2 separate regions of the Homo sapiens genome follow, and region 1 is linked to region 2. Evidence: read pairs that join two places in POLR2A ChIA-PET (ENCODE). Cell type or tissue: A673. All regions are shown on one strand. Each heading gives the region's core, and the rest is flanking DNA. Links, peaks and the distances in the headings are about the cores only.

Region 1 (8,115 bases), core at 1,141-6,140, 190 kb before region 2:
TCCTAGTGGTTGTGGTCCAAAACAGGCTCCTCATTTCCCATGTTCCCTGCTTTGTCTCCACTGTAGTCCCAGGCCCTTCAGTCCCTTCACTGATTCTTTTCATTTTTCTAACTCAAGGCAGCTAAGGAAATTTCAGACCTTCATTTGCTGTCATTCTGTTAAGTCACACTGTGACCTTGGGGAATAGTTAACATGTGTGTAATACATGTTCTGGGTTCGGTTCCAGGAAGGCAGTGACTTTGACTCTTCTCTCAGACTAGAAGTACCTAGAAAGTAGGGATTATTTCTTCCCATTCAGACTGGGGCTCCCTGAGGACGGGGCTGTGTCTCCCTCAGAGTGGGGCTCCCTGAGGCAGGGCTGTGTCTCCCCTCAGACTGGGGCTCCCTGTGGACAGAACCGGCCCCCCACTCACCCTGGGAGCTGCTGGAGCACCTGGCTCTCTCCTCGAGGTTTGCCCAGGCCTCACCCCTCAGGCAGGAGCCTCTGAGCCTTTCCGGGTCTCCTGCTCTGCCTCTGCTTGAAGCAGAACCTCCGGTGACTGGTCACATGCAGCTGGCCATTGACCATGAACTTCTTTATTTCCATCTCCCCACCTGACTCCATACTGGGCCTGCACAGTGTCTTTCTAACATTCTCACTCAGGCTGGACCCATTGGCTTCTGCATCGCTGAGCCAGCTGCAATACCAGGTGACCTCCTTCTCCTTGTCTTTCTTACTGTCCCCTTTCCCTAATCGAATTATTTTTTCTCTGCATTGTGCACATCAAAGGAAGCTTTGGCTGACCTGGGTTCTCTACACTCACTCAAAACACTCTGAGAACAGTGATGAGATGGGCATAATAAGAGTCTCAGTGCATTGTCAGCAAATGTGGGGCCTGCACCCCTTCCTGTTCTCCTTCCTCCCCACCTGCACCTCCCACCAATGTAGACTGTGCAGCTAAGCAGTTAACAGACAGATCAACCTGGGTCAGCTGGAGGGCAGGAGGAGGGTGCCTGGCTCATAGTCCCACCCCCGGCCAAGGATGTGTCTGGATGGGGAGGAGAGGTAAGTGGTGGTTAATGGGGTCATGTCAAAGCCATTTTCCAACAGGCTGCAGTGGGGATGTCTCCTGACCCCAGGCGGGTTTCCAACCACCCCCAAGGAACACCAAGGCAATGGCAGGGACAGTCCATACCCCACCCTTCCCTTCTCTTTGGAATTCTGGGTCCTGGTCACAGCCTAGGTTCCAGGCTGCTCTAAGCTCTCCCCAGGCATTCAGGACACAGCTGCCTGCCTAACTCAGGATGAGCAATCATAATAGTCATGATAATGATGGTAATCATCATGAAGCCTGGTTGTAAATGCTCAGAATGCCTCCCAAAGGGCATTCCCTTTCATCATCTCATTTGACAGGCAGGCGAGGTGGCTGAGACCCAGAGGGATCACAGGTTTATGATCCCATAACAAGGTGGCAGCCACTGAGGCTTCCCATGCTATAGAAACTCTCTCTTCTTGACCTTATCTTGCTTTCTGGGATGACTCCAAGACCCAAGGCTCGACCTGCAGCTGCCCAAGGAAGGTAAACTAGAGTGGTGATTAAAAGCCTGGGCTTTGTAGTCAGAAAGATCTCAGTCCAAGTCCCAGCTCTGCCACTATATCATGGGCCTGGGGGCAAGTGGTTCCAGCTGGTTCCAGCTTTCTGAGCCTCAGGCGCCTCATCTGTGAAATGAGATCCTGGTACTCATTGCCTAGGGATTTTCTAAGATGGGCGCGGGGCACCTGGCATTTAGGAAGTGCTCAGTAAGTGGTATCTGTCTTGGTCTTGGCCAAGAGGTCCCCTGTTCTAGACCACAGGCTATGGGTCACCTTGCCCAAAGACTGGGCCCAGAGACCTGGGGAGAGTGATGACCCTAGAAGGAAGGTGAGGAATGAGCGCCAACAATAATAATAGCAATACCTGATATGTGTCAGGCACCATCCTGAGCTCACTGTGTGTATTTTCTCAGCCAAGTCTCATAAAATCTTTATGAAATATTGTTATTATGAGGTCCATTTTCCAGAGGGGAAACTGAAGCACAGGACAGTTCCATATTTGTCCAGGGCCATAGAGCTGACTTCAGAGCCTGCACAGATCTTGTCCGCCTGCCGTTGCAGAGCCAGGTACTGCCAAAGCTACTATTTGAACTCTCCATAGAGTTGCTAGTCCATGGATCAGCAGTTGGGGGGAGTGGGGGGGTCTCAGGGTCTGGGGAGCCCTCTTGTGTTACATGGACATTTCCATGAAAATGTGCAATTCACATTTTCCTTGGGGGAGCTTTCACCATTTCTCATAAGAGTCCATGACCCCCAAAACGTGAGAACAACTCGTCTAGTTCATTGAGCCCATCTCACAGTGAGAGGATGGAGACCTAGCAGAAGTGACTGGTCACATAGCTGCTGGCAGAGCTAACACTGGGTCTCAGTGTTCCTGGCCCCCTGGAATGTTCGAAAGTGGTTCAGAGAACAGGCTCTGCCGTTCAGACTGCCTGGTCCACCACTGACCAGCTGTGTCCCTGTGGGCAAGCTACTTAGTCTCTCTGTCCCTAAGTTTTCTCATGTAGAAAGTGGAAGGGAAGTTGTAACAGTGCCTATGACATGAGAATTAAATGGCTAGTCCATGTGAAGAACTTGGAGCAATGCCTGAGGAATTCCGAGTGTCCGGTGAATTTGGCACACTTGGCCCTTCATCACGCCAGTGTGGTATCATTAACTGTAATGATGCCACGCTGCTCCAGCCTCCACCTTGCAGTGTGGCCACAGGTAGAGACCTTCCCTCTCTTTCCTTGGTCCAGGCTGTGCTTAGGTCCACCTGAGCTTTTAATCCCTCCTTTCCTCCACAGCATGCTTCTCAGGAGTTTTCTGTGGGTGCAATACTTGTTTGTCAAGTCTCCTCTATCAGGATGTGAAGTTCCCACATCTAAGGGCTACTTCTGCCTTTATTTTGTGTCCAAAGCAGGGATGTTCTGGCCTCTGCTTCCCAGGGCATTTGGTACAGGCGAGCTGACCTGACTGAGTCTAGGAAGTTGTACCTCACTTTGGTGGGGGTGAGAGGTAGGAGGAGAGCTTTTTTTTTGGTTTTAATCAATAGCCAGTAATGGTCAGAAAAGACTACTTGAGGGTCCCTGAAAGAAATTGAATTCTCTCTCTGTCTTTCCCTCTCTCTCTTTCTCTCTCTCTTTCAAGTGTGTGTGTGTGTGTGTGTGTGTGTGTGTGTGTGTGTGTTTTGAGCAAGAGAGGAGTAAAGTAGAAAACATCCCACTCATATACTTTTTAGAGCAGGGAACAGATTTTTAAAAATTCAATTGGTACATAAAGTAATAGAAAATGTATTTTGGTTCTGTATTTCTTCCAGTCAAGGGAAAGAAAAAGAAAAGACTAAAGAGATAGAGAAAAAGAGACAGAGAGAGAAAGAGAGACAGAGAGACAGAGAGACAGAGACAGAGGCAGAGACATAGAGACAGACAGAGAGAAAACAAAACAAAATAAAATACTCAATGGGTAAAACAAGTAAATGTTCACCAAGACACCCCAAGAAGCCCTGGGAAACGTTCTCATCCTGTGGGAATTTAACACTGTGCCACTTAACACCTTACAGTTGGCCGTTGCATTTTTACAACCACAGGCAGCCTGTCACTTCTTGGTACTTGACCCATAGTCCAGGTGAACTAAGCTACGGATGTGATGAAGCCTGAAGGCTGGAGGCCTTCATTATTGTCTTGCTGTTATTATCATTGTATTGTGTTCAGTACCCACCTGCTGGGGGCTCAAGGTACAAAATTGACAGGGTTCCGCCCTTAATGAGCTCCCATCCCAGTTGGAGAGGCAGACATGTAAATAATGATTATAATAAAAGTCAGGCTGTTATAATTACTGTAATAAAAGTTCAGAAAAAGTGCACGGAGGAGAGATTAATTAATTCTGACTGGGAAATCCGGAACTGCTTTGTAAGGAATAACTGATGAGGCATCTTGGAGGAGGTACAGGATTTCCGTAGGCAGGGCAGGCAGAGGCAGCGGAGGTGGGATGGTTTTTGCATCAGACAACTTGGATTTAATCTTCAACTATGCCACTTCCTGGCTGTGTGGCTTTGGGTTGGTGACTTAACTTCTCTGAGCCTTCATCTATGAAATGAGAATAATGGTGTCCCACTACATATCTCATAGGGCTATTGTATCAAAAGATAAAGCACATGACATTGTTTTGTAAAATATAAATTGAACAAATATAAAACAAATAGCTATTAGGGGGCATGTGATTACTATATGGGTGAGTGTGACCACTAGGTCCATTATATTCCTATACTGTGTGGAAGTCCATTCTAGCCATCTCTGGGATATGATGACCCCAAGTAGGACTAGACTGCCACCTGCCTAAAACTGTCTCCACAGGAGAAAGAATTTCAGGCAAAGGGGAAGGCAGCTCCAACTGCCTGATACATAGTGGGCCCACGGTAAGGCTTGAGAGAGCCTGCAGCTGTGTGCTGTGCAGATGTCCCTGGTGTGGGTTCACTAGTCAAACTTCAGGAGATGAGATTGGAAAGGTAGGTGGGGTTAGAATGCAAACTGAGCTTCCATATATGCAGGAACTGTGCGGACACCTGAAGAATTCCTGCATGGAGACTCGGGAGATTGCCCTTGCCTCCAAGATGTTCACAGATCCCAGCACGGAGACTGCTTTAGGTGCCAGGGGCTAGTGGGGTTCTTGGACAGAAAGTGGCACTGATGGGTTGTGTCAGGGCATCTTACTGGAATGTAGATGATAGAATAGGGAACAGTGGCCAATACAGGCTTGTAGGGAAGGACATTTGTATGTGACAGCTCACACAGAAGATAAGGAGGGGGCAGTGGTAGTGGAGATGGAGAAGCTATGGATTAAAAAAACTATTGTATAAGTAGAATCAGCAGGAACTGAAGACCATGGGAATCGGCCTCATAAACAAAAACTGGCACACAGATAAGACAGCCACAAATGCTGCTAGCAGAGGGAGGGAGGGGGCAACGAATCAAAAACAGCTCCAAGGGCAACTGAAATTCTGCTCCACTGCTGGAGGGAGGATCTGGGAGACAGACACTCTCAGAAGACCATTGGGTAGAATTGACTACAGCTATCTTGAGGCATACTTTGTGACCCTCCTAAACACAGAGGAAATGTAAACATATGCCCCGGCAAGATGTGTTCCTGGGCGTTCAGAGTGCACCATTCATAATAGCCTGGACTGGAGACTCAGAAATGCTCATCAGCCATGGAGACAAGCAGTCAATCATGATGTGCTCACATCAATAAATACTACACAGCAACAGTCATGAACAACCGAAAGTTATGTTGCATGTTCTTTGAGAATCTCATGAACATATGAAAACAGCCAGGCATCAAAGACTAAATATTGTAGGATTCCATTTATGTAAATTACAAATCAGATGGCCTATCTGTGGTATTAGAAGTCAGAAAAGCAGTTGCCCAGTTCGGGGAGCAACCAGAAGGAGCATGAGGGATGAGTTTTGTTCTGTTTCTCTATCTGAGTGCTGGTTACATGGTCTGTTTATTTGGTGCAAATTTATTGAGCTTATAATATGCATGCTTTTTTGGATGCATCTGGTATTTCAACAAACATGCTTTTTTAAATGTTCCCTTTCTCCCTTCCAAAAATGGCTCCAAGGATTGTCGCTTGGTGCAGACAGGCAAACAGTGTTGACAGTTAGTTACCCAGACCAGGAAGGCAAAGGGAGAAGCAGCATATGAAGCAGCAAAGAATTTGCTTTGGATGAGGCCAAGGTGCCTGTTAGACAGTCAAGGGCAGGTGTGAACTTGGCACTCCGAAGTGAGTGTGAGGAGCTTGGACCAGGCCTGGTAGAAGCATAGAACTGAGGGCCATCAGTAGAGCGGGCATTGTGGAGCAGGGGGCAGGTCCCCCACGTGGAGTGTGGAGAGTGAAGAGAGCAATGGGTGCTGGGGGTGACGGGTCCTGGGGAGAACCAGGGTTCAGGGGCAAGCAGAGGGGCAATCCTCTGAGGAAGTTGGGAAAGGGGTGATCAGAGAGAGGACAAACTCAGGAAGAACAGAGCGTTATAGAGATCATGGCCAACAGGGCCATATGTTGCAGAGAGGCCAAGCATGGTCATTTTGACAATCACCACCACTGCTGCTGTTATGGCTTTCTTCCATGTCTTTTCTGTCTCAATGAGCTACTATTCAGTTACTCTTTCCTATCCTGAACCTCACCATTCACGCTTACCATAACTTGGGCCCTTGTTCATTTCTGGAACTGCGTGTGAGCCAAGACTTTCCTATCCCAGGCCTGTGCAATTGATTGCCCTGATCTGAATGTAGAGCATTCTTCCCTGTTAGACTTCACCTTCTATCTTTCTAAGCCACAGGGGAAAGTAGAGAAGAATGAGGTTTCCCCGAGCAGGCCTGTATGCTTGGGTGGCACAGAGTCCAGAGGATGGGTGGAACAGACAGCAGGCATTGCAAAGAGAGGGCGTCTGTCTCTGCTTCATTCCTTCTGCGACGACTCTCTCTGGGCCTGCATTTCCCCTTGCTTAAAGTGTGAGTGTTACCTAACACATTCACCCATAGGGGCCACCTGTAACTTCTAGCTGGAGAAAAGTGGAAGGTTTGTAAGCAAATGAAAATCTGTGTTTCTATTTGGGTATCTGCAATGTGAAATGAGGACGTTTAAAAACAAGAATCCTTCAAATTAGCATAATAATAATAGCTCCTGTTTATTGATCCTTACAGTGTGCCAGGCACTAGGCTGAGCATGCACTTTTGTGATCCGGTTGAATTGTCACATCCACCCTGTGGGGGTTATGCAATTATGACTCCTACTTAATGGCTGGGGAAATTGAGGCACAGAGAGTGTCAGTACCTTGGCTGAAGTGTCTCAGCTAATAAGCAACAGAGCTGGGATTTGAACCCAGACAGCTCCAAGTGTCTGCAATGAAATGTGACTATTGATTTGAATACAGGGAGTGGTGGCAGAAAACTATGCATAATCTAAATCCACAGACAGTCCATAGGCTCTTTATTTTGGGTTTAGAATGCCCTACTTGATGGCTTGGCAGCAGATTTATTTACTTTCTATATTCCATTTGATTTAAGCAAATATTAAGATGAGTTACTTTTCCCTTAAGCCCACATTGACCACCTGCAGGAAACAGTGTGGATAGCATGGTAGGCAGTTTGGTCCACAAATTTAAGTAAGCAATAAATATCACATTTTCTTTATTTTGTTTGCACTGCCATGAAACTGACCCTGAACCCCAAACCTCCTACTGAGTTGGTGGGAAATTCCGTTTCTGTCATGACTGGGACTTTCCCTTCCCATTCAGTCCAGGGTTATGCAAAGGTCCTGGGGTCCTTTGAAGCGCTGGCTGACCTCTCACAGCCTCGCAGTGACTTCAGAGCTGCCCTGCTCTCTCTGCTTCTTCCAGATACCTCAAATTATTTCCTCCCGAGCTTAGGCTTGTGTACAGAACAGGAGGGGCAGTGACCTTAAGCATCTTTCATTTTCCACCCTGAGGCCTGGAAAATAGAAAAGGGCAATAGGGAGGATCAGGACAAATTAGTGTGTGTGAGTCTGTGGGGAGCCCCTGCCTGCTAGAGAAGCAGGAGCCACCCAGGCAGTGCCTTCCCCAAACGTGTAAATAAACTGAGCCCAGAATGTGTCCTGGGGTGGCAGGAATGGGGCTAGCAGTGGGACTAGTTGGAGCAACCAATCTAAAAGGCTTCTTGGAGAATCCATGGGGACCCGGGGTGAAGATCAGAAAGCCCAGAATATCCTCTGTGCCCTAGAAAGGGAGAAAGAAGGAATATAGACAGTCCCCAACTTAGGATGTTTCAACTTAGGATTTCTGACTTTACAATGATGCGAAGGCAATTAGCATTCAGTACACTCCTAGACTTATGATCTAGTGATGTCCAGAAAAACCTAAACCCATCGTAAGTTGAAAGTATTGTAAACATTCAACTTATGTAACCTCATCGGAAGTCAAAAAGCATCTGTATTAGTCTGAGCCTGGAGCCCTTAGCCTATGGAAGGAGCCGAGTCACTGGCTTTGACTCCCTCCACTTTGACTCCCTTAGCTAAGAGGGTC
Region 2 (8,115 bases), core at 1,560-6,559:
CCAGAATGTGGGATTATTTCTGGGGAAACAACTAGGTTTTACTTTACAGGGTGCAAGTGTGTGTGTGTGTGTGTGTGTGTGTGTGCGCGCCCATACACACAGCTGTCTATTGAGGACCAGGTCACACTGCACCCTCATCCCAGGAATCAGACCCCTGCCTAGAGCAGAGGGCCCTGGACACTCAGCAAGGACACATCTGATCCAGGACATCTTTGACCTCACCGCTGTTGGCCCAGCATAAGGCAGGAAGGAGAAGTGGGCTTGGCAGAGCCTCTGCCTTCAGGGTCTGGAGTCTAAGTTTACTCAAGGGAATCATGTGGGGGATCAGGTCTAAGGTGGTTTGGGTAAGGCAGACAGTGCAAAGCTCACCAAAATGGTCAAGGAAGGCTGCATGGAGGAGGTGAGGCTTGAAAGAAATGCAACATTTGAATTGGGAGGGAAGAAGAGAGAGTGTGTGTAAGGAGAATGTTTGCGTCAGCTCAAGTGTGGAGGCAGGAAGAAGAGAGGGCAGCCTGGCTGGGAGAAAATCTTTCCAGAATAAATGATGATGATGATGATGATGATGATGGTAATCATTATCATTATCAGAGCTAATACTAATTGACCATCTACTGTGCGCCAGGCACCATTCTCAGAGCTTTACAGATTAGCTTATTTAATCCTTACAATTCCACAGGTAGATACTATTATCATTTCCAATTTTACATGGTTTTTGTGTTGCTAAGAAGGAATACCTGAGACTGAGTAATTTATTAAAAAAAAAAAAGTTTAATCTGCTCACGGTTCTGCAGGCTACACAGGAAGCACGACCCAGTATCTGCTCCTGGTGAGGCCTCAGGGAGCTTTTACTCTTGGTGGAAGATGAAGCAGGAACAGGTGCGACACATGGTGAGGGAGGGGGCGAGAGAGAGAAGGGGGAGGTCCCACACACTTTTAAACAACCAGATCTCGCATGCACTCAGAGCGAGAACTCACTCATTACCACAAGAAGGGCACCAGGCCATTCATGAGAGATCCGTCCCCATGATCCAAACACCTCCCACCAGGCCCCACCGCCAACACTGGGGATCACATTTTGACATGAGATATGGAGGGGGCAAACATCCAAACCATAATTAATGGGCACAAGGTCACATAGCCAGTGAGTGGCCAAACCAGGATTTGAACCTGAACAGCCTGGCCCTGGAGCTTCTGCTGCTATCTGATAGACCTTTCTAGATAAGCTAGCAAACACTGAGCCCTTATTATGTGTCAGGCACCGTTCTGAGCCTTTTATTCATGCAGTCTTCATTATTAATTCCATTTTACAGATAAGAAAACTGAGACACAGAAAAGTCACACAAGATTATCGAGGTCAACACAGAGAACAGTGGAACCTGCACCTGACCCCAGGCAGGCGGAACCTTCATGACCACACCACACCACCACAGGGAACAGGCAGGGAAAACAATGGTAAGTGGAAGCCATGGACATTGTACTCAGGCCTGTGGACATGCCCCCAGGCATTGGGAACTCTGGTGGGTTTTGATCGCCAGCAGGGAGCAGGGACATGGGGAGGAGGCACACAGCCGGGCGGGTGCCAACAGCCACGGAGGAGCCATCTGAGGCTGGCGTTGGGATGCGGGGAGGGCTTGCCTCCTCTGTGGCTCCTGTGGCCTAGTTTCCTGGCGGCTGCCAGTTAGTGGGACCTGGCAAGCAGGTTATAAATATCCTGGACTGACAGCAAGGCCTTCACACTGACACTGTTGTGGATTAAGCTGAATGTGCAGCTCAAGGTCATCGGCATGGCTATAGCTTTGCTTTGGGAGAGGTCTAGTTGAGGCAGTGCTAAGGAGGGGACAGCAGAGAGGCTGGGGTCTGAGCCCCTAGGTCCAGCTCAGCACAGACAGTGGCTTTTCCTCTCGTGTGGCCTGAGTGCTTCACTTCTGCCCTTACCACGTCTCTCGCCCCAGCCTCCTCTGTCCTCCCCAAGCCTGCCCTCTGCGGGTTTTCCCAGCCCACTCAAGCCAGAAGTCAGTGGTTGGGGATGCGCTGGGCAGGCGGGCAGCTCCTGGCCTTTCCTGCCTTCTGCTTCAGTCACCCGTCCTCCCTCAGCACCTATCTCTGCCCACGTTTCCAGAGGAGAGTTGGACAGTGACTCTGGGTTGACTCAGCAAAGCTGCAGCTCCCTGAGGACTGTGTGTGTGTGTGTGTGTGTGTGTGTGTGTGTGTGTGTGTGTGTGTCCATGTCCACTCTGCTTATAAAGAAAGACACTTAGAAATCTCAGAACCTCACAGCTGGACAAGACCCCTAGGTGAATGTGCTCTGGGAATGTGGCTCAGAGACATTCTGTGTTTACAGCTAGAGCACAGGCATCTGAGTCCCAAACCAGCCTCCAGTGGAGCCAGCCTTTGGATTGGTTCCATCCCAGAAAAGCCCCAGGAAGGCCTGGGAACTATATGCTGGGGTTAGGAGGACCTCAGCTGAAGGAGCTGGGTGTGGGCTGGGGAATGGAGGGGGCTGGTCCTCCATCGGGCGAAGGGACAGAGGCTGTGTGGGGCGATGCAGCAGAGGCAGGAGTCAGCGCCAGCCATAGACTTGGGTGGGGCTACAGCAGGCCAGGACTGCGGGCCAGCTGGGGTCTGAGTGGGTTCTGGGCTGTGCTGGGTATTGTCTACCAGCACTTAGCATTGTTTCATACCCTTTATGTTCCCTCTGTATTACAGGGTCTAGCAGGACAAAAGTGACATTTCCCAGAGTTTCTTGCTGTTTGGATCTGGCTGCAGTTTCAGTTTTGCCAAGAAGAGGCATTTCCATGAGCTCTGGACAGTGGCAGAGAGGCAGAGGTGCTCCACTGCAGTGTGCTGGATGGTCCACGGGCTCCTGCCAATGTGAGGATTTGCAGCAACTGGTATATCCATGGTCTTGTCACCAGCTTCCTGAATTCGGGGCAGCTGGAGCCACACTAGTGGTCCTTCCTTGCAGGGGCAGCAGCTGTCTCCTGGTCTCAGAATCACAGCTGTGGGGATGCAACCTTAAGCCAAAAGCCTAGCGGTGGGTGGTCCTAAACTTCTTTTGTCTAGGCCCTCTGATCCCTCTGTAAGTCGCTATTTCCCTTATTAAATCTCTTTCTGCTGGATACTTTGGGTGTTTCTACTTTCTACACAGAATGCTGATTGACATATAGGACACGGCTGGGACAGGTGGATGCTGGGCTGAACAAAGGAGGGGCCTGGGCCTGATTCAGAGGCCAAGGAAGACTCTGACACTGGTGTCTGTGATGAGGATGTGATGTGGCTGAGGAAAAACTGCAAGCTTCAGGGTCAGAGGCTCTCGGGGTAGGCAGGGACAGACCATCAGCTGGGCTTCAGTGACCCGCTGTGGACGCTGGAGGGGAGCATTGCAGAAATCCCAGCAGGTCCTTTCAAAGGTGACCTAGATCTGCCCTCATGCAGAAACCAAGGGCTGCTCCCCTGCAGATAGTTGAAGGAGATGGGTAAACAAATCCAGGCCACAGCTCACCTAGAGCCTGGGGTCCAGCTGGGTCAGCCTGTGGGGCCAATTCTAGTACATGCAGGGGAGGACAGATGAGCAGCCCCTTTAAAGGAGGCCAGCTGGAAAAGTGCAGAGTGTCAAGAATTTCCTGGGGAAAGTGCCCAGGCTGCCTTGGCCCTGTGGGGTGCATCTCCACTATCTCCCAGCCCCCAGAGCAGTTCACCCTGAAAAGAGGAGATGCTGCAGCAACCCAGAGGGGCTCTGAGGTGAGGGCCCTGATCTTGGTCCTGGCATGCCTGCCCAGCTGAGCCCTGCACCCAAGAGAAAGGAGAGGCTGAGGCTGCTGCAAAGGTGCCAAGTTCCTGCCGGACCTACATCTGAGCACCACACATTCCCCCTACAGAAAGATTAAAATAAAAGAGACTGTCTGCTGCTCAATGACTGGGGGTAATGGAATTAGGCGTGAACTGTGCTGTACCTGGCTCTTAGCTCCTGACTGCATCCAATTGGCAGAGGCATCATTTGCTGAGTATTGCTGCCTGCCCAGTGACAAACAGGCACTACCCCATTTAATCTTAAGAGGAATTATCATCATCCCACTGGTCTAAATGAGGAAACTGAAACTCAGAGAGGTTGAGGAAGTTGCCAGCCATCACAGAGCTAGTTAGTGGAGGAGCTGGGATTTGAACTCAGTCTGCCTAGTTTGGAGCCACAGGTCCAACCACTGAGTGTACTGCCAAAAGGAGCAGGGTGCCTTCTGGGCCCCCTTCTTGAGAGTCTGGGAGCCCAAGTCAGCACCACCTCTGACCTTCCTTCAGCCCCCCACCCAACCTCTCCTCCCCAGCTTCCTCCCCAGTCACCCTTCTGACCTGCGCCTGGCAGATGAAGAGTTAACGTAGAAACAGAGGGCTTTGCTCTCCTCTTCTGGCCTGGCTTGATGGGTGCTGGGTGTTTTTTAATCCTTCTTTCCTTTATTTCAGTTTAAGCTGGTAATTGTCATGCTGCTCCCGTATCATCCACTGACATTTAAGTCCCAGCTCTTTCTAAATAAGGAGCGGATTGGCCTCAGCTTGCGCCATGGGGAGGGGTAGTGTCAGGCCTTCCTGGCAGTGTGAGGGGCACCATCCCTGGCTCTTGGACTTCCTTGAATCAATGAGGAAAGGAAAGTCTCCCAGCTGTGGCATTTCTCACAGGTTTTAGAGACTCAGAGCCGCCCTGGAATTATCTGAAAGGGAAGTGTGGCTACCCTGGTTCTGATTAACCCTCAGCTCAGAGTTTCACCCTTCCAGCCCACTTTTGTCTTGGAGGTGGCAAACTGGGGACCCATAACCAAATGTTTTGTTTTGCCAACGTACTGTTTAACAATTCCGAATACACTGTTCTCGAATTCTTTCCAGTCCTCATCACTCCCTATGGTTCTAGCTTGCTAACTTGCGAATAATGCCATCTCCAAACTTCTTTCTTATACGTGCAAGTGGTCCTAGGAAAGGTAGACCCTACGAATCACACCTCGTGGGAACTAATTTATTTACAGCCACCCTCACAGGACTCTAGCTGACTGAGGCTCTCGGGGGTTGGGGGTGGGCGATGGTGATTTTGGACTACAGCAGGGCAGCAGGAAGGGGAGGTGGGACCTAGGCAAGGAGAGGTGGGAGATTCTTGGCCAAGGTCACCAGTTTTCCAGGCTGGCTTCCATGGGACAGCTGCCAGCCACCACTTTTTAAGCATCCACCATAAGCCCAGAATTGTACTGGATGATTCGGACACATCATCTAAACCCATTCTCCGAGGTGGGGCTATTATCCTGAATAAGAAAAACAAACTCTTTCTTTCTCAACACCAACTGCACCAATACTTCTGGCCACCAAATATGTAGGGAGTGTTTTTCACCACACCAAGTAATTCTCTAATTTTCAGTGAACAATGATTTGGTGTCCTGCAATTTAACTCCATTCTGACGCTAACTTCCTAGAGTTAGTGCAGACTTCACAGCTTAAAAGGCTCAGTCCCACAAGACTGCCCCCACTCCAGACTCCAATCACAAGTCCAGGCTGCCATCTGTGCTTCTGACCAAATGGCTATAAATCAGAGGTTCCTGAGACCCTCTCCTCATGTTCAGTGATTTGCTAGAACAGCTCACAGAACTCAGGAAAGCAGCTTACTTATTTCACCACCAGTTTATTATAAAAGGACACAACTCAGGAACAGCCAGAAGGAAGAGATGCACAGGGCAAGGTATGTGGGTGGGGTGGGGCACACATGCTCCCAGCACCTCGATGTGTTCACAACCTGGAAGCTCTCCAAACCTCATCTTTTTGGGTGTTTTGCTCCATTATGTGGGCATGATTGATCACCTCATTGGCCATTGGTGATTAAATCAATCTCCAGCCCTTCTCCCCTTCTGGGGAGTGAGGCTGAACATTTCAACCCTCTGATCATGTGGTTGGTTCCCCTGGCAACCAGTCCCCCAATCTCCAGGCTATCCAGGAGCCCCCAGACACCAGTCATTTCATTATCATACAAAAAGACATATCACTTCTGAAGATCCCATGGGTTTTAGGAGCTGCATGCCAAGAAACTAGGGATAAGACCTGTATATATATATATATTTCTACTATATCTCAATATCATATATCTTCACATCACAGATGGGAAAACTGGGCTCAGAGAGGTGCAGTCGCTTGCCCAAGTCCTCACAGTGGACGAGAGGCCACAGGGGTCTTGCAGATACCCAGAGTCACTATGCAGCATTGCGGTGGTGTGTTATCTTTGCATGGTATCGTCTCTTTCACTAATTTATCAAACATAGATTTATGGAATGTTGGCTCCTTGCCAGGATGCAGGCTGGATAGAGACCCTGCCCCTGACCCATTCCCTGGCTGGCAAGGGAAGCAAGACAAGCAAGCAGGAAACTTTCTGCCCAAAAAGGGGGATGCTGGAGTATCCGCCCCACCACCACCACCAGCACCAAAAACCACCACTACCATTTCCTGAGGGCTCGCCATGCACCAGGCTGTCAGGAGGCTTTGCAGGTATTAACCCTCTTGACAGCCCGACCAAGTAGGCACTGTCACAGTTCTGCATTGTAGACAGGCACTAAATGAGTCTCAGAGAGGTTAAATAATATGTCCAGTGCTAGACAGTTTCTACCTAATAGGGAGGAATGAAGTGCTACAGGAACATGAGAGACGGAGCGGCTGCCTAGGGAATCCCATTCACTGCTTACAGCAAGCCCACAGATGACAAGCATTACGTGGGACCAGGAGCAGGTAAGTGACTTGCCCAAGGCCCTTCAGCTAGTAGATAGTGGAGGTGGTTTCAACCCAGGTTCTCTATTTCTGAGACTTTGTTCATCCCTTTACCTGTGCTGCCCTGGAAAGACTCACCAGCTGTTGGAGAGCAGGTGAAGTGAAAGGCTTTAAAAAGGAGGCTCCTTAGAAATTCTCAGCTCTGCTCTCATAACTTGGTTTATGAAGCACTGGGCCTGCTGACTCCAGTGGGTTGAAGAGGGCTTTGCTGGCAGCCTCTGTCCCGGCTTGAGATGTGTGGCCCGTCTCTGACTGACACCGCCTAAGCCTCTCAATCTCTAAGAGTGATTCCATCTCATGGATGAGAGCCTCCGACATCTGTACCTGTCAGGCGACAAATCCAGACACACACTCCCTGTCTGGTTAGATATGCATCAGGCCCGATTAGGCCCGTGAACCTGCCTGCTGTGTGTGGATCCCTTTAGCCAAAAGCCACAAAGATAATTGAATTCGGGTGCAATTCTCACCAGGAGGTTGCCTGGGCATGTGTGGGGAAGGGTCTAGAGTAGGGGGCTGTGGGTGGTGGTGCGGGGGAGGTGGGCCCCACCTCTGTGATGCTGGGGTGGAACAAATGACTGACAGCCCAGCCCAGGACAAGGCAAGGGGGTCGCCTTACCCTCAAACCCCCATTCCCCAACAGGTGCTTGAAATTTCAGCACGAGTATTTTTCACTTCTAGGAAGTGTTTTTGTCTTTATGGCCTTGGCAGGATGGGAACACAGGCAGCGGGTGAACAGAAATACCCTCGGTGAGCAGGTGGGTCGGAACATCTGCACAGCCAGGCTGCCCTGCCTCACGCCTTCAGATCCAATTTCATTTCCTCACTTTGCATCCCTTTTTAATCAGCAGACACACCTGGAAAGGGCGTTCCTGCTGTCCCCCCAGCTCCGTTAGCCCTCCTCCAGCAGTTCTGCACAGTTCCCTGGCAAAAGGTGGGCTGAAGGTGGGAAAATGCCAAGGGTATATCTCACCTGCTTACCAACGGGGCTCTGCTGTGCCTGGATTCAGCCACCTCATCCTCAATGCCTGCCTTCACCCTGCCTGGATACAGAAGCCCCCAGCTCCCCACAAGGGAGACAACATGCCCTCCATGGCAGCTGCCAGTGATATAGACACCTCCACATCCACCACCATTAATGCAGTCCTACAGGCAGGTGCCCCTCACTGCCTAGAGAACACCAGCAAGCTTTCTGGCCACTCTGAGTCCTGCCTCTTGGAGTGAGAAACCAGAGACTCATCTTTCCCAGTGTCTCTTGTAGCTGTGACGAGGGCATGGACATGGAGTCTGCCAATGGGACCCACCAGTAGAGGCTTCAGCCTGAGACAGGCAAGC

What was found. ChIA-PET counts read pairs that join two places held together with the same protein. Peaks named below come from ENCODE experiments on the same cell type or tissue, not always from the same donor. Only the 100,000 strongest peaks of a DNase experiment are listed, where the experiment ranks them.
Region 1: POLR2A ChIA-PET joins it to region 2 with 5 read pairs; 3 of 35 experiments call an interaction of 5 or more read pairs at or near these places.

The regions. Positions count from the first base shown.
Region 1 is chr6:40,528,501-40,536,615 of GRCh38, reverse strand. All of the region lies in intron 1 of LRFN2 (leucine rich repeat and fibronectin type III domain containing 2), which reads left to right. LOC105375051 (a long non-coding RNA gene) reads right to left here. Exons shown (of 3, transcript XR_007059918.1): 3 at 7,227-7,543. Among named protein-coding and RNA genes, the nearest start is that of LRFN2, 55 kb to the left of the region's middle. In A673, for the core only: no CTCF peak of the experiment used is centred there; no DNase peak of the experiment used is centred there.
Region 2 is chr6:40,339,348-40,347,462 of GRCh38, reverse strand. It overlaps LINC00951 (long intergenic non-protein coding RNA 951), which reads left to right. Exons shown (of 3, transcript NR_038887.1): 2 at 1,311-1,452; 3 at 2,707-3,118. Among named protein-coding and RNA genes, the nearest start is that of LINC00951, 13 kb to the left of the region's middle. RefSeq lists enhancers at 1,212-1,925, 2,642-3,357. In A673, for the core only: no CTCF peak of the experiment used is centred there; no DNase peak of the experiment used is centred there; H3K27ac peaks cover 2,226 bases.